2 separate regions of the Homo sapiens genome follow, and region 2 is linked to region 1. A link is a loop called in an ENCODE intact Hi-C map of the cell type or tissue named here. Cell type or tissue: thyroid gland. All regions are shown on one strand. Each heading gives the region's core, and the rest is flanking DNA. Links, peaks and the distances in the headings are about the cores only. Region 1 overlaps FRG1-DT (FRG1 divergent transcript). Region 2 holds the start of LOC124900882 (a long non-coding RNA gene).

The links. A loop is a pair of places that touch in the nucleus more often than their neighbours do. Peaks named below come from ENCODE experiments on the same cell type or tissue, not always from the same donor. Only the 100,000 strongest peaks of a DNase experiment are listed, where the experiment ranks them.
Region 2: a loop joins it to region 1, with 3 times the contacts of the local background. A loop is called at or near these places in 6 of 110 quality-filtered maps.

Annotation. Positions count from the first base shown.
Region 1 is chr4:189,900,149-189,909,457 of GRCh38, forward strand. The region is part of intron 2 of FRG1-DT (FRG1 divergent transcript); the gene reads right to left. Among named protein-coding and RNA genes, the nearest start is that of LINC01596, 23 kb to the left of the region's middle. In thyroid gland, for the core only: a CTCF peak has its summit at 4,468 (motif pointing left); a DNase peak (open chromatin) is centred at 4,483.
Region 2 is chr4:189,780,431-189,789,739 of GRCh38, forward strand. All of the region lies in intron 3 of FRG1-DT (FRG1 divergent transcript), which reads right to left. It overlaps LOC124900882 (a long non-coding RNA gene), which reads right to left and starts at 7,175. Exons shown (of 2, transcript XR_007058516.1): 1 at 7,111-7,175; 2 at 1-6,591. In thyroid gland, for the core only: no CTCF peak of the experiment used is centred there; no DNase peak of the experiment used is centred there.

The DNA of each region.
Region 1 (9,309 bases), core at 1,881-6,880:
CCAAGATATTGATGAGTGTAGGCAGCTCAGGACCCATCCTCGGCCCCGGTGCTGTCTTTCTCAGAGCTCTGTTTAATTCCATCAGGCATGGGCAGCGTTTGGAGAAAGCTGTGTTCATTTTTGTGATCTTCAGCCAGCACGGAGGTGGCCAGTTCCCTAGCCTCCCAGCACCGTCCTCCTCCTGCCCTGCCCCTTCATGGCCTGCCTGGGCTCACTGGACCCACACTTGCCTTTCACCCCTGTCAAAGCCTCACAGTCCTGTGTGTCTGTTTCCCTTTGAACTACACAAACTAACTAATTTGGTGAACCCATTAAGTGAACTTCTTTATACTCATGGTCTAGAGTGCATTGAACGCTAAAGGGTTTGCTAGAGATTGTCAAAATCAATTCTGTCTTCTTCCAACTGGACCAAGGCTTCTTTGAGTTAACAAAACTGAGAAATCTGAGTTGATTTTTCGTAGTACCTCTTTCTATTCTTTTGGGGTTTTTTTGTTTGTTTTTTACTTATCATGGAGATTTTCCTTAATTTAACCCAAAAGATATACCCATATGACATTTGAACTAATATGAAAGAGGTAGTAGGACAAAGAATTTGAAGACAGCCTTTCAGAGCCCCACAAAGTACTTGAAGTTTATCAATAAACCCCTCCCAGTGTTTCCCACCATGTTCCACATTCCATCTCCATTTTTAGCCATGCAGCTTCAAGTGGCATCTCCTCCTGTGAAACCTACAGTTTGGAGATAAATTATTGATGACTAATGACTTAGAAGAACCAAAGAAAGGATCCTCTAGTGGAGACACAGCATAGAAATGGTGGTCCAGGGTGAGACAGAACTGCTTCCAATCCCAGTGCCACCTGTGTGGTTCCAGCTGTGTGCTGCTCTTCCTCTAATCTTGTTTACTCGTCTCCAATACGGGACTAATAACATATACATCAGACTATTGTGAGGGTTGAATGTAACAATATTCCAAATTGTTGCATGTGTCCAGTACTTAACACAGTGCCAAGAACAAAGCATGTATCAGTAAGTATGAATGGCCTTCCCAGCGCACACCTCCAAACAGTGGATTCTGGCCGATGACAGGCAATGGTTCCCCGCGGTCCTACAGGCCACGGTTTAACTTACCACTAGCCAATCAGTAAGTTTGCCTCAGACCACATCACGATTCTTTTGCAAGCCTGGAGCTTGGTGAAAAACAAGGGGGAAAATAATCCATGTCCCTAAGGCAGATGCTGAAAGATTTACCTCATAACATAATTCTCTCACCAGACTTGTTTCCTGAATGTCCATTTAAATTTTAATTCTGCAAATAAAATAAAATTGGTAATAATGAAAGTGATTAAGATGGTATTTGTCCAGGGAACCAATCTCCCCACAAGATACCTAAGAAAGAGATATATGTACAGAAAATGAAGCACAGTAAAATACCACTTCATTACTATCTGGAGATTTTCCCCAAACACAGAGAAAGCTCTACAGAGCTGAGCTTAAGGCAGAAGAACTCTGTTATTTACTTGGTCTAATGCCAAAACAGGCCAGAGACCCCTCTCACTTACTTCTCTTTAATCCCAAACCCATGTCTCAATTTGGTCTAAGAAAGAGCCGAACACCCAGGAGGCACCAGGGTAGAGAAAAGCAGCCAGCCAGAGAGTGACCTCCATGCCAGGGGAGTGTGTCTGAGCTTTGTTTTATTTTTCTTATTTGTCTGTAGTTGTGTGATTGGTAGAAGAGAGTAGATATGAAGTCTACTGACACAGGATTGGTCTTCAGGCATGTCTTACCAAGCATAGGGGTTCCACAAATAAGAGAGCAATGATCAGACTTTCTTCTAAAAGGAGCAGCCACAAGCTACCTTAACTCTCCAACTTGCCCATAAATCTTCACCTACAGTTAGGAAGATTTCACCATTAGCTGTGGCCCATAAAAGATCCTTAAGCTTGACCAACCACAGAGGTCCATCTCCTTGAGGAGGAAGTGAAAGGGGTATGGACAGAAGCTGTGAGCTTTCTGTCCTCCACAGGCCCCCAGCTGTGTCTTCTACTTCTTGTACAAGATAGTCTCCAAATGATGTTTTCTGGCAGACAATGCCACAGAACTGATCCTTATCTCACTATGGAAATGAAAGATTTCAAAGAATTTGTTGCCTGAAATATGGTGCCCTAATCACATATTAATAAAGCTGCTATCCAGGAAGAAGGCAGATTTCAAAAGAAAGGCTGTTAGCCTTCTCAGGGACCTAAAAAGTACATATTGTAGAACAATGGTAAATAGATCTTGGAATCAGGTAGACTTTAATTCAAGCCCCAGCTATGCCAGTTATTAACTTATGTGACATTGGGAAAGGCTCTCAAATTTAGTTTTGCAAAATCAGAATAATATAGGTAGCCAACAAATAGGGTTTAATGGAGGTAATAATGAAGGTGATTAAGATGATAAAATTAAATAATGAATATAAAGTGCTTAGCATGTAATAAATTTTATTGTATGATTTCAAAGCACATGCTTTACCTACAGTGCTATAAAGCTGCTTGCAATAGTCAAAGCTAATAGAAGCTCTAGTCAGAGCTAATAGAAGCCTTGTGTATATAATTATTTAAGAATTCTGTAAATATACATAATAGGGTAGGAATGAGAAAATCTTTAGAGGAAATATTCAAATATGCTTGGTTTCTAGCAAATCCAGATAGACCGTTTTGGCAACAACCAAGTCATAATTTTAAGTCTTGTTATAGGAGCTAGAATTTTATTCAAGGGGCAACTGATTTGATTAGATAAGATGCTGTGGACTGCATGTTTGCATCAACAAATGCACATGTTGAAACTCTAACAATAGAATGGCATTAGAAGGAGGACCTTTGGGAAGTAATTTGGTTTTGATGAGGATGGAGTTCCCACGATGGGGTTAGCATCCTAATAAGAAGAGAAGGAGACTAGAGCCCTCTTCTCTCAGCCATGTGAAGATACAACAAGAACACCTGCAAACCAGTAAGAAGGCCTTCACCAGACACTGGCTCTGCTGGCCCAGATTTTAATCTTTGATTTCTCAGAACTGTGAGAAACAAGTATGTGCTGTTTAAGCCACTCAGTCTACAGTTGTTTGTAACAGCAGCCTGAGCAGACAAAGACATAGGGTTCCTTTTATTTTCAGAATTCGGTTTAGCTGTAATCACCTACCATCCTGAAATGCTGTTTCCTCCTTCTGCCCTTGAAATATAAGCTCTGGGACTACAGCTTCATGGACAAATTCTGAAGAATTTGTCTCTGCTCCTGTGGGATGCTAACCTAATCAATCAAGGAATGTTTGCTCAATGGAATGAAACATCTTAATGCAGCTTGCCAGCCAATATCTGCAGAGCACACCTCATGGGTTCTGGCTGGCTTGGATTTCTGAGACTACTTCATCCTACCCATCAGACTGTGGACTCAGATTCAGCCAGAAGGCCTGATTCTAGCGTCAGTTTTGCCTTTGGGATATAAATGCATGCCCTACTTCACTGAACATGAAACCCTGAATATTTGGCCATTACTCTGGCAATTGCCCTCCCTCCCTGTGCCAATTGCCAGTCAACCCAACTCCCAGGCAGCCTTGGCAGTTATGTCTGCTCGGCCTGCTGTAGCAGCCAATGACTTAGTAAAAGTCAGAACATAGATCTGCTAGCTCCCAGTCCAGGATTTCCCCTTAACTCATCCATGTATATATTAAACAACTAGGCTTGCTTTTAAATTCTTTTTCATTTAGCCTCTTCTTAGAACTGATCATTTTGAGAATCCTGACCTGCCAATATTCCATAATCTTTCTAAAAGTGACACAGCAAATACGACGCATGCACAGTGCTAACTGCAGCTGATTTCATTTTTCCATCATCTATAAAGCACATAAGGTAATTTCTAAACCAGCAGTAAAATCTATTTATAAAGAATGCTGATTTGTTTTCTGCACTTTCCAACACAGAGCTTCAATTTATTTCCTTACCATAAAAAAACCATTACTTTTTAAAACAATCATAGTTAGTATATTTTATAAATGTTTTAATTTTTGTAAAGTCCAACTTGCAAATTGGAGTGTAAATAGCTTTCTTAAAATGGAAGGAACCGTGTTAGACCCAGTATGCTGACTGATTTCACTGTGCTTCAAAGCAGACGATTTCACAGTCATTCGGTAATGAGTTTTTATAAAGCAATTGATATCACTAAAAATATAATTATAATAAATAAAATTATAGGAAAAAGGAAATCTTCATTCAGACAATGCCAAATTTTTTAACTCATTGCTAAAAGATTATGTTTGTACATGAAAAATTTTACACATTCTTTCTATGAGATAAACCTGATAACACCTTGAAAACTTAATAGTTATGGAAAAGGAACTACTGTGATATTTTTTAGAGAATGTCGTGTTCTTGATGTTCTTGAGTGAGCTGTCTCATGTTATTAGAAGGGAAACAGCACCACCTTGTGGGGAAACAACACCACCTTGTGGACAAACAAAGAAAGTGAATGAAATTTTAGGGCCGGGTGCTTAATCCCAGCACTTTTGGGAGACCTGGGAGGAGGGTAACTTGAGCCCAAGAGTTCAAGACCAGCCTGGGCAACACAATGACACACCCATCTTTACCAAAAATTTGAAAAATTCGCTGGGCTTGGTGGCTCACACCTCAGGTCCCAGCTACTTGGAAGGCTGAGGTGGGAGGATCGCTTAAGCCCTGGAGGTCAAGGCTGCAGTGAGTGTGATCATACCACTGCATTCCAGCCTGGGTGACACGGCAAGACCCTAGCTCAAAAAAATTATGTTTATGTAGCACTTCCTACAAGGAATATAGTATCTTGTTTGTATTTAAATGACATCGGGACCAGCATGGTGGCTTACAGCTGTAATCTCAGCTCTTCAGAAGGCAGAAGGCAGGAGGATCACTTGAGGCCAGGAGTTGGAAGACCAGCCTGGGCAGCATAATGAAATAATAATAATAGTAATAAAAAGCTAGGCGTGCTGGCACACACCTGCAGACCTAGCTACTGTGGAGGCTGAGTGGCAGGATCGCTTTGAGACCAGGAGTTTGATTGTACTGCGTATTGTGAGCTACGATCGAGCCACTCCAGTCCAGACAACACGGCAAGACCCAGTCTCTAAGCAAAATAAAGGGACATCAGAGCATTGCTTACAGAGATTTATAAATGATCCCAAAATGTCTTCAGGGAGATAAATTATCTAAATATAGCTATATGGACTCTTCCTAAATTCCAAATTTGGGTGGAAAAATAAATGAGATAGAAGACTTCTTGAAATGTATCAAGACTCAGAAAGACAAAACAAAAACTTTCATTAGGCAGCTAAAGAGGAAATCCCAGCGACAAGAAGCCAAAGGAAAGGGAAAAGAAATGACAACAATGACCATACTTTCTACACATCCAACCTCTTCTCTACCACCACTCAGCAAGACCTCCCACAGCCAATCACTGCCTTCTCTTGTGGACTTACCCTCTACTCTGTGAACACATGAGCCAGAGAACCCTGAGAAGTCCCTGGGTCCCTTCCAGGGGCTCTGCAAGGTCAAAACTCTTTTCATAAAAATACACAGGTTTTGTTGACCTTTTCCAATTTCATTCTCTCACAAGTATAATTGGAGTTTCCCAGAGGCTACCTGACGTGGGATGTCACAAGAAATTAAATGTAGAAGCAGAAAGGAGAACGAAGTTTTCTTCTATTAAACCAGACATTAAAGACATACTTAAAAATATAAAACAATGTCAATGTTCTCACCAACTTTACTGTTTAAAAATGATAACTTTAAATAAAAATGTGATTTATGTAAACATATAAGTATATTTTTTTAATTTCTCAGCTTTAATGTTTAATATGATAAATATAGATAGATATAATCCAAGTAAATAAAAGCTCTTTGGGGTCCTCAATAACTTTTAAATGTAAAGTGGTCCTGAAACCAAAAATTTGAGGACAGATGCTCTAAAGCTCATACTCTCTGATGTAGCTTCCACCCAGGTCATTTCTTAAATACTTGATCAATCATTTCCCATGTCCCTCACCCTATCCTTGTTGCAAAATTCCATTTTCCTACTCTAGCCCTCCCTGTCATGAGAAAGTTCCCAGGTTGTAGACATTATTTACTAAATATTTCTTAACAGCTTTATGATGATAACATGACATATAAAAATTGTGTAAATTTAAGGTAACTTAATGTTTTGATATTTTATACTTTTTGAAATGATCACCACAATCAAGCAAATTAGCATATTTATTATCTCTACATATTTACCATTGTGTGTGTTGACAGTAATTAATTTATGATCTAGTCCTTTAGCAGAACACAAGAATATGACACAGTGTTGTTCCATGTTGTACATTATATCTCCAGAAATTATTATAACTTGAACTTTGTACAATTTAACCAACATCACCCCGTTTCCCCTCCCTGAGCCCCTGGCAACCACTGTCCTATTCTCTGTTTTTATGAATTTGACTGTTGTAGATTCCTCATGTAAGTGAGATCATGAAGTATTTTTCTCTGTGTCTTGCATTTTTGCTTGGTGCAATATCTTCCAGCTCCATCCATGTTTTCACAAATAGAAGGATTTCCTTCTTTTTTAAGGTCGGATAATATTTCATTTTATATATACATGCCACATTTTCTTTACCCATTCATCTGTTCCTCTGCCAAAGGACATTTAGGTTATTTTCATATTTTGGTCATTGTGTGTCATGCTGCAATGAACAGGGGATGACAGACACCTCTCTAAGACTCTTATGTCAATTTCATTGGACATATATCCAGAAGTGAAATTATTGGATTGTGGCAGTTCTTTTTTTTATTTTTGAAATGGGGTCTCACTCTGTCATCCAGGGTAAAGTCCAGTGGCAAGATCATAGCTCACTGCAGCCTTGAACTCCTGGGCTCAAGGGATCCTCCTACCTCAGCCTCCCAAGTAGCTGGGACTACAGGTGTACAACACCATGTCTGGCTAATTTTAAATTTTTTCAGAGATGGGGTCTTGCTATGTTACCCAGGCTGGTCTGGAGCTCCTGGACTCCTGCCTTAGCTTCCCCAAATCCTGGGGTTACAGGTGTGAGCCACCACACCAGGCCAGTGCTAGTTTCAATTTTCTTTGGAGGAACCTCAATACTGTTTTCTGTGTTTTACTAATTTGCATTCCCATCAATAGTGTATAAGGGTTTCCTTTTCTCCACATTCTCACCAACACTTATCTTTGGCCTTTTTGATAATAGCCATTTTGACAGGTGTGACCTGATATCTCATTGTGGTTTTGATTTGCATTTCTCTGAAGTTTAGAGATGTTGAGCACATTTTCATATACCTGTTAGCCATTTGAATTCCTTCTTTTGAGATATATTTATTTAGATTCTTTGCCTTAAAATAAAATTAGGTTATTTGTAATTTTGGAATTGATGTGTATGTGTCCTTATTTTTTGAACTCCTTATAAGAGATATGGTTTACAAACTTTTTCCCCATTTCATAGGTTGCCTTATCATTTCATTAGTTGTTTTCTTTGCTGTGCAGAAGCTTTTTAGTTTGATGTAATTCATTTACCTATTTTGCCTTTGTTGCCTGTGCTTTTGGCATCATATCTAAACAAATTATTGCCAAGACCAATGTCAAGAATGTTTTCTCCTGTCTTCTTCTAGGAGTTTTATGGTTTCAGGTATTGCATTTAAATGTTTAATCCATTTTGAGTTAATTTTTATGTATGATGTGAGCTAGGGATCCGATTTCATTGTTTTGCATGTGGACATCCAGCTTTCCTAACACCATTTGTTCAAGAGCATATCCTCCCCCTATTGTGTCTCCTTGTCACCCTCCAGGGTGATCAATTGCTGCAAATGTGTGGGTTATACCTAGGTTCTCTATTTTGTTCCACTGGTTTATGTGTCTGTTTTTATGCCAGTACCACAGTGTTTTCCTTTCTACAGCTTTGTAATTTAATTTGAAGTCAGGAAGTGTGATACCTGTAGCTTTGTTCTTGCTCAAAATTGCTTTGGCTACTCAGGGTTTTTTGTGATTCTATATGAATTTTAGGATTATTTTTTCTATTTCTGCGAGAGACACCATTGGGATTTTGATATGGATTACATTAAATGTGTAGATTGCTTTGAGTAATATGGACACTTTAATAATACAGTACTCACTCTTTCAATCCATGGGTTGTCTTTCAATTTACTTCAAATTTCCATCATCAATCTTTTGTAATTTGTAGTGTTTAAGTCTTTCACTTCTTTGGTTAGTTAATTCCAAAGTAGTTTATTTGATATTGTTTTTTAAATTTCCCTTTCAGACAATTCATTGTTAGTGTTTAGAAATAGCAATGATTTTTGTATGTCTATTGTATATCCTACAACTTTAATAAATTTATTATATAGTCAGTCCTTCATATTCATGGGTTCTGCAACCATGAACTCAACCAACCATGAACCAAACTTGTACATATTTTCCATCTGTGGTGGTTTGAATCCACAGATGTGGACCCATGGATACACAGGGCCAACTGTACATGATTTTACATGAGGGAGTTGATCATCACAGATTTTGTTATCTGAGGGGGTCCTGAAACAAATCCCTGGCAGATATGAAAGACTGACTGTATTATTTCTAACCAATTATTTCTAACCATTTTCTGTGGAGTCTTTAGAGTTTTCAATGTATAATAATCATGTCTTCTGTTAACAGAGATAACTACATCTTTCCTTTCAATTTTGATGCCTTTTATTTCTCTTGCCTGATTTCTCTGGCTAGGACTTCCAGTACTATGTTGAATAGGAGTGGTGAGAGTAGGCATCCTTGTCTTGTTCCAGATATTAAAGAAAAAGCTTTCATTTTTCCCCATTGATTATTATATTAGATACAGGTTTTTCATATACAGCCTTTATAGTGTTGAGGTAAGTTTCTTCTATACCTATTTTGTTGAGAGTTTTATCATGAAAGTATGTTGAATTTTGTCAAATGTGTTTTCTGCATCTATTGGAATGTTATTTTTGTCTTTCATTCTGTTAATGTGGTATATCACATTATTAATTTTTACACATTGAACCATCCTTGCATCCCATAGATAAATTCCAATTAGTAGTTTATTGAGAATTTTTGCATCTATATTCATTAAGGATACTGGTCTGTAATTATTTTTTCTTGTGTTGTTTTCATCTAGCTTTTAAGTCATGGTAACATTGGCCTCATGAAATGAGTTTGGGAGTATTCTCTCTTCTATTTTTTCTAAAGAGCTTAAGAAGTTTTGGTGTTAGTTCTTCTTTGACTGTTTGGTAGAAGTTGCCCATGAAAGCA
Region 2 (9,309 bases), core at 2,067-7,066, 120 kb before region 1:
AGTGGGATCTGTTGCAACAGAAAGGATTGATACTATCTCCCAGCCCACTGAGACAAGGATGCGTCTATTTCTGGGTAAGTAAATACATTCCTCCCCTCAGCAACGCACAGTCAATGTTTCCACTTTCCACAGTGGCTTTCAACAGCAAAGTTCAGCCTTTACTCCAAACTGGCATCAGAGCAGGACATAACCAAGCATAACATATGACTCTCATTGCCTTCAATTTTTCAATCACTGCAGCTGAGCAAACACGTTTTCCCTGAAGGCTTTGAATCATGGAATTATCCCCACAGATCGTCTTCCAGTTGACTTTAATTCCACTAAATCCAGTCGATTTCTGCAAGATTGGAATATCAGCACATTGACACCCTGTGGAAACAAATTTTCAAGGCAGCAACTTTTGACACAAAACTATTTATTCCTAAGGTTTATCTTGCTTCACCCCTGATAAAATGAGCCAGTTTAGCTCCCAAAGGAAAACAAAGCCACAGGATGTTGTCCCTGGGTTGGCTAAACAGAGATACTTGCGGGAAACCTCACAGACAAAAATACTGCCTGAATATACCATCTTTGTTACTCGTAGAGCTACAGGCATCAGAAAGTTACTGCATGGAAGCAAAAAGGTTTTATGGTATAATGCAGTAATCCATGATTAAATCTCTTAAATATATCATCTGAAGGTTCATTAAAAGACTGGGGCACAGGATGGGACATAGGAGATGATCTGGGAGTTCCAGTCCCGGTGATGCCCTTCAGAAAATGAGCCCCAGGGACCTCAGGGAGGTGTGGCCTCCATTCAGGTTATCTGAGCTAGGGACTGGCTAGAGTTGCATGCGGTCACAGAAATGGAGGATAGTGTACTGCAAAAAGGAAAAGACAGCACCATTGTTCAGAACATGGCCCTGTTGCTGGGTCTCCAGAAGGCAAAATGAGCTTCAGAGGAACAACACAGCCATGAATAAAAGCCTGATTTTTCACCAGCCCACAGACCAGCCAATCTCCAGCTGGAGCCCAATTCATACAGGAGAAAGCAGCCTTTCTGGTGAGGGACCATGTAGCTGTCTTCTTCTAGGAATGGGGAATTGCCTTAGGAAAGAGACTAAAATTTCAACATTTAGCTCTACACACCCTCACAGAACTCCACTAACACACCATAAAAGTAATTTTTTTAGGTCCTAGACCTGTAAGGATATGGAGAAAGATCAAAGAAACCATAATTAGAAGGCAGAAAGGCAGGTGGTAACTGACTTGGTGGACCAAAGAAAGATGACTCCTCACTCAACCAGCAGTAAGGAAGCCAGTGGCCAGTTGGATTTGAGCCATGAGATTCCCAGAGGTTCAGCAGGGAACCCTGAGGTGCTGGAAGTAGAATGAAGGTGAAGGACGGCTTGGTAGCCACTTTAAAAACAGATAGACTTCCAGATCCACACTCTAGCAAGAAAATGGAAGGCTAGTCATTTGAGAAGATAAATGTAAATGTTCAAGATGTCGTCAGAGATGGTTATGTTGAAAAGGGAAGATGAAGTGAAACTGGATCCTGGATGCTGAGGCCCTCCTTCGACCCCAGCAATCTTCTTCCCTTTAGTTCCCAGATCATTGCTAGACGTTCACCCTCTGCAGAAGATTGTAAGGTTTTCTCTGAGGACTCTGTTCCGCCCAAGAGAAGAGACAAAAGTCACTAACATCAAGGATTCCCCAGTACAACCAGTATAACCAGTATAACCATCAAGGATTCCCCAGTACAATGGCTCAACCAGATCATCCTACATCAGAGCCCATATAGCAACCCACAAATGTGCTCAGGGCTTCCAATCAGCTTCTTCATCTTCTACTTTTAAATACGACCAGAGATACAAGGAAATCTAACCATCTGAAAAAAACATCACTGACCTGAAGGAAAGAAAAAATAAACACAAAAGCATGCTAAACACATTTTGGAGGATACTATAGAAAAACTATTTAGAGAGAATACAATGTTTCCCTCAAAAAGATTATTACTATGCTCAGAAAAGTAAGAGGAAATAGTGCAATCATGAAACAAGAACAAGATGTTATTAAAAATGAACATTGAGAGGACTGAAGCAAGCTCTTGGAAATGTAAAATACGATAGTAAAATGTTGCCTCCCCACAAGAAACTATAGAAGTTTAGAAAAAAGAACTGAATAAACCTCACAGGAAATAGGGCAAAATTTCTAAATTATATAAAATAAAGAAGAAAAGGCCATCAGTGCAGGATGATCATTGTCTGGTAGGAGTTCCAAAATGAGCAAAATGAGAAAATTCCCGCAAGACCAATGTGGGTTGATTGCTACCTTCAAATATATTTTTGTCTGCAGATCCCAGTAACTGCTTCCTTCCCATGACCCCAAACCTAGGTATGGAAAAAGACTTTTGCTCGTACTGGCCCCAAGTTTCTTCAGCCTTCCACATCTTTGTAAACCATCCCTTTATTAAATGCTTCTTGAAGTTTCTTACTAGAGCTTGCCCTCTGAATCCTGACAGATAGAGTCCCATGCATTCTGTACCAGCAAGCTCCTGGAGGAGGTGCATCCCCAAAACAAGGAGGTATTCGAAATCAGAGGAAGGCTCAAGCAAGGAAACAGAGGAGCAAAGTGAGAAGGGAATCCCTACAGTGATGGTGGAGGGAAAGTCCAGGAACATACAGCTGAGCGTGGGGCCTGAAAGCAAGAACCCTGCATTGAATCAGGCCCAAAGTTTCTGGAAAAGGTTTACTCAAGAAGACAGAAGTCTCAGAACACCTAATGTCTGGGAAATTTGAGAAAGGAGATTTGGACAACTAGCAGGGAGTTTGGAGTTAAATTAGTAATCAAAACATACAGACATAAACAATGAAAAAAACAGCTATTAGTCCAGAAAAGACAAAAAGTCATATAGGAAAGGAAAAGCAATCATAATTTGCCACAGGCTCAGCACTGAGTGACAGTTACAAAAGTCAAAATAAATGAAAACAATGAATATTGATCTAACCAAAAGTGTAACCAATGGGGAGGATGCTTGTGGCAGAGGGAGGAGGAAAGAAAGGAAAGCCCTCGCTTCCATAAATAATGCCTGAAATTGAAAATTTCTTGAAAAGTAGCAATAAAAGCACGCTATTTTAAAATATAGAGGCAAACACCAAAAAAAAGAAAAAAAAGGCAGTAAAGTTTAAAGCTATTATATTTCCTCTGGAAAAGATGTAATGGAAGAGGAGGATAGCAGATTACTATTCTGCACAACAGACCCTATGGAATTATTTAATTCTTCACACTATACATATGCAACTTTAAAAAAAAAAAGAATTAAAACTAAATGGAGGTCAGAAGAAAAAGGGTAAGGAAGAGAAGAAAGGGAGAGAAGGAGGAAGAAGATAGGGAGGGAGACTTAGTTGAAAAAAAATTAAACTGGCTCAAATAAAAATGGTAGGGCACAGACAGCAGAATGTGGAGCCACCTCAGCTTCCAGAGCCCGCCTCGCTGCAGCTTCCAGAGCCCGCCTCCCTGCAGCTTCCAGAGTCCGCCTCACTGCTCCCTGGCCCTCTCTCCTGCTGGCTGGCCACATGCACCAAAACTTGCTGTTCAACGGGATATGCTCATAGCTATGGTTTCCAGCAGTCTCTCCTGCCCTCAGCTAAGCCTGGTCCTGGCAACTCCCCACCACACCCCACTGTGCCCGACTGCAATTCTTGGGCACTAAATCCTCCCTGTCTCCTGAAAACACTCATCTGTTCTCCAACAAGGAGCACACAGCACCTGGAACTTTGTGGAGATTCTCCCTGAATTTCATACCACAGTTCTCCACCTTCAACCTTCCCTCCTCTAGGACCCGTGGTTGGTTTTTTAACACTTATGGGGGTGTCTGTTTTATGCAAGTTACTTCCACTGAGCTTAGATTTTGCATATTCAGAAATAGACGTTTAAAAATGAAAATAAACAAAAATAACTTCTAAAAAATATGTGCTAATTGCTTAGCTTGTGCAATTGAACTACTGAACTTACCACTGACATGCACTGTGGAGAAAGAACCATCCTCTCGGCATTGAGCATCAGCTTATCCAAGCCAGCAACGAACCCACACAGCTGTGCCCACCTTGTTCTGTTATACAAGATCCCCACAATGGGAGTTACCTTTCACATTTCATCCAGTATTTTCATCCTCAGCTGGATTTGCAATCATAGATATCAGCTCATTTGACCTTCTGGCAGAATCTCTTTTCTACCTCTCAAGATCTAAGTTGACATTGAATCAAATATCTTATTAACATATGCAGACAAAACTATGGGCCCAACTGAAATAATTTCTCATTTGCCATGCTATAAGTTCACTTGTGCACCTAACAGAGAGAGTCTACATTAGACAGGATGCCAGGTGTGGTATCTGCAGAACAATTGGACCTTAATCTCCCCATTGTCAGACTGACTGATTGCATCATATCCAGGTCCCATCACATAGTTACTGGGCTCACCAATACCACTATTGATAGTCAAATCTCCCTCCTGTAGTCAACCTGAGAAAAATCTATTAAGTGAGACACAGGAAAATCCCTAGACACACCTTACAAGGACTAAGAGTCCTCATAGCATGAGCTGATAAATGAGGAAGCCTAGGAAAGTTCTAGCAAGTGGGGAATCCAATGAGACTGTACAGCTAAGGAGTGTGACCTACCTGCCTTGGAAAATCAGAAAAGATTGCCTCAGAAAAGTCCTTTAGCTTTCCATAGACTTAAATATCAAGGTTATCAAGGTTATGTTGTAAAAAGCAGAAATTACTGCCTACCCTGCAGAAGGGAGTGTAAAGATTGGGTGCTAATGACACTGAAAGGAGGAGTGACCTCTGGGCTGAGTCTCCAGGAAGGACCCCCAGCAACCCTGCAGAGCCATCCAGAGGGATGGCCCAGTCAGGAAGGCAGGAATCCAGAGACAACTGCCTTCTATACCCACCCAAGCTGGTGGCCAGACACTGCACAGGGCTACAGAAAGACCCTCCTTCCCCACCGCAGAGCCTGCCAGCAGGAGGACACCTCCTTCTCTGTTCTGACTTGCAGTCCGTACCTAAGAGAATCTGATTGGTGAGGCCAATTTGCATCCAGAAACTCAGGCAGAAGGGTATCTGGGAAACGTAGTTTTCGGCTCTGCAGCCGCTACAGTCCAGGAAGATGCAACCAAAGGAGGAAACAGGTGCTCAGCCTTCATCTACCACAGATTAGGTAATTAATCTAATGCACCTGATTTACCACACAGGCCTCAAAGCACGGCTTTCCCAACAGCCTCTACCTGTAGTCATATTTCGGGAAGACTTCCTCACCTCTGTCAGCTGAGACATGGAACTGCACCCACAGCTGTTGGTGCAATAAATACAATAGCTGAAACTACTGTGTGTTTGCTTTTACACTACTGTGTGCCCACTTTAAAGTTTAAGAAGCTGAGGAACAGAGAGGTAAAATAGCATGCCCAAGGGCACAGTCACAAGTGGTTGGAGAAAACTGGCTCCGTAATTTCTGATCTTACTCTCTAAACTATATAAACGAAAACCATATAAAAATTTACAGTCCAGACTATCTAGCCTGAGAGATGTAGGAGGCAGGCCTCGGGCTTTTACCAATGGCCCTGTGCCATCTAACTTCAATGATCTGATATCTCACTGAGCCCATATCTTAATCTCCTGCCTGGGGGGACCTAGATGGAAAGAGGAAAAGGGCTTGCTGCCACTGTCCTCTCTCCTTGTTCCCAGAAAGCATTAGACCGCAGAAGGTGGAATGCTAAAGAGAGAGGCAACTGCAGGATCAGCTCCCGAGGAGCCGCAGTTTCACAAGCGGTGTGGTCATCCCCACAGACAATGAATAATGCACCATAAATAAAGACTTGGACACTCCCACAAGATCTAGAGTTGTGCCTTTTTCTATGCCTGGCCCTTTCAAAAGTCCCATCTCAGAAATAGAGGGGTGGAGGAAGACGTGAGCTCCCCACAGTAACAGGGCAGCAGGAGCTCCTGTTCCCACAAGGGAGCCTCAGACCTCCACACCCAGAGCTTGACTCCAAGCTCCACCAGGCTCAACCTCTACCCATTGCTCCGCAAAAACTCTGGTCCCATAGACCTCCGTCCAGAAATCCTGCCTATCCAGACTCATGCTGACTAGATCCTGCCTTTGCCCGACCCCACCCTGACACCAGTGTATTTAATTCAATCTGTGTTCACACTGTTGCCCTTCCAAACCTGCCACAGCCCCTCAAGAACAGGATGTGGGAACGTACAACAGAATTTCTCTCCCCTCTCAATTCTCAGTGTTCAATTCTTGCAGCTTCTATAACTGCAAAGATAGGCGTGCAGACCCTTTAGTGAGCAAAGAAATACAGTTCCCAAGAAGAAATTGATCTTAAAGTGTTTGAGTTAGTTTTCCTCAACAAATGTAATGTTAAAATTTCAGAAAAAACTTTAAGACTTTTCAAAGGCTCATTGGACATCAAATAGTTCTCACATAACTGGCTACAGTGTAAATTAATCAAAATTACATACCTTTAATGTCCCTTAAAATGCAGTATTTCATATTTTTTAGGGGTCCATTGAACCTTCAGAATAAATCTGGGGAGGGAGAACTAAGAAAGGACAAATTAAGGGGATAGAGATTTGGGGAAGAGTGAAGACGGCAATTATGGGGAGAACATAATACAGGGAGAGAACGGAAGAACTTGAATAGTGAGAAGAGGGAATGGAAGCAGAGAGTAAGGATGTGTAAGGAGAGTAAGGAGAGTAAGGCAGGAGGCAGTGAGAAAGGAATGGACAACAAAAGACACTTGCTCACCACCGATCCCCAACACACACACACTCACACACTCCCACACTCACACACTCACACACACTCACACACTCACACGCACTCACACACTCCCACAGACTCACACACTCACACTCTCACACACTCCACACACACACACCCACACACGCTCACGCATACACTCACACACTCACATGCACACTTGCTTGCACACACTTACACGCACACACAATTACACACACTTGCAAACACACACATGCTCGCACGTGCACACACACACACGCACAATCTCACTTTGCCTGTTTCCAAACTTAACGTTTTCCAGCCAGTGGGTCCTCACCGGTTAAGTTAATGTGGAAAAGACTATTCTGTCATCCAGAGAACCCACAGCTCAGTGCCTGTTCTGAGGACACAGGCATGTGACTTTCAGCAAGTTGCTGACAATTTCATCATCTCATCTCTATGTAATCAGGGTGATAGGTTTCCAGACATGAGAGTACTGGGACTCCATGAACAAAGAGAAGAAGACACTGAGGCAGAAAATAAGAACCAAAGTACAAGAAGTGAAGATTAAAGTTCATCTCGCTCATTCAGAATCCTGGCCTCGAGAGAACTGCAGATGGAGTCCAAGGGGCTCCACCACTAGAGTAAGAGTTAACGTTTCTGTTTCCATTAGGAACGGCAGGCTGATGCCCGGGCAGATCATTCTGAGGAGAACACTCGCTACTCTCCTCCAAAAGAAGCCGCCCAAAAAAAGGGGGAGGCAGGAGGCTGACGAGGTCCTGGGTGTCTTCCTCTCCCCCAAGTCTTCTGAACTGCTTTCACCCGTGCCCAGCGGCCTCTTCTTCTGGTCTCCCCTCCAGGTCCTAACTGTTGCTAGCAATCCCCTGCTATGATGGTGAACTCAAAAAACAAAACAAAACAAAACAAAAACAATGTCTGAGACGGGTGTGAATCCATTTAGAGGCTTACTTTGCCAAGGTTGAGGACGTGCCTGGGGAAAAGAGACACAAGTCACAACTGGTCTGTGGCCAGCACTTTTTTTCAAAGAGGATTTTGAGGGCTTCAGTATTTAAAGGGATAAAGTAGGCAGGCGGCAAAGAAGGGAAAAAAAGAGAGGGAAGGTATAGTCACATTTTTTGAGGCTTCGATTAGCAGTCAGTGAACCTACATGTCACACGTGACAAGGAGGAGGTAGAGGAACAATCGATTATGTATTCACCTCGTGCTGAGTAAATCTGCACTTTATGTGAGATAAAATAAACACGGAGTAGAGGAAGAAGACAAATATGCATTCATCTCAGGTGGGCGGAGGGACTGTGCCTCGTCTCCTCTTGTCCAGTACCATGAAGATAAGCTGTTAGTTTACTTTGTCAAGGTGAGGGAGGCCCCCTGGGGAGACACGTGGCCTTCTTTCTCTAGCTGTCTGTTTAGGAACAAAAGGAAAGGCGGGGTTTTTTTTTACATGACTCAGTTTCCAAGTTCAACTTTTCCCTTCAGCATAGTGAGTTTAGGGTCCTGAGATTTTCTTTTCTTTTCACAATAGAGGTCATCATAGGTGATCCTCGGTGATGATGAGGATGATACAATGATGGCGATGACAACCCAAAACTGTAATAACTAGGAGAGAAAAGAGAAAAGGGGACAGAAAAGAGAAGGGAGAAAAGAAGGAAGAATAAGGAGGAGCAGGAAAGAAGATGCTACGCCCCACTAGCAGTGCTGGCTGCTTCGTTTCTTCTTCTTTCCCAAATATTTGTGTCATGCCTGCCTTCCACTTAGCTTCTTGACAGTGGGGTCAAGGCCAACATGACGCGCCCCCCCACCCAGGGAGTTTACAGAGTAGGAAGGATTCCAACACCTCCTGATGCACCGTGGCAGGTGCCGTGATAAAAACGCAGTTACACAGATACACCCGGCCAGGGATGGTGGTCAGGGACCTCACCACATTTGTGTGCTACAACTATGAGTGGATCAGAGGGGAATGAGGTTGTGGAGGCAGGATGACCATGAACAGATTATCATAAGAAACAAGGCGAGAATGTTGGTGGCCCGGGCTGGGGCAGAAAAGGTGAGGAGTTGGTGCTGTACTGATGGAATTTCGTGGTTAAAGAGGTGTGGAGGGCACAGCGGAGGAGGAAGTCAAGGACAAACTCCAAGTGTGTGGATTGGCCTGCCGGGTGGATGGTGATTTCATTTACTAACTTTCAGGGCACACAAGAAATGGTACGTGCTGAGGATGAGTTCAACTTTGGACAGATGAGTTTTAAATACATAGGTGTCAACTGATTGTAAACAACCAACGGGTAAGTGAGCATATAAGGCTGCTGTTGTGAATGGAAAGAGATGCTATCAAGGAAACAGGATTTCTGTGCAGCCTGGAGGGCTCAGGTGCAGTCGGAGATCATAATAGTGGCTCCAGTCTTCACAATGGCCTACATTGTCTCTTCTGATTCTTTTTCAATGCTGGGTGGTATGTATCTTTATCCTCGTTATTAAGAGGAGAAAAGGCTCAGAAAGCTTAAGTAGTGTGCTTCAATTC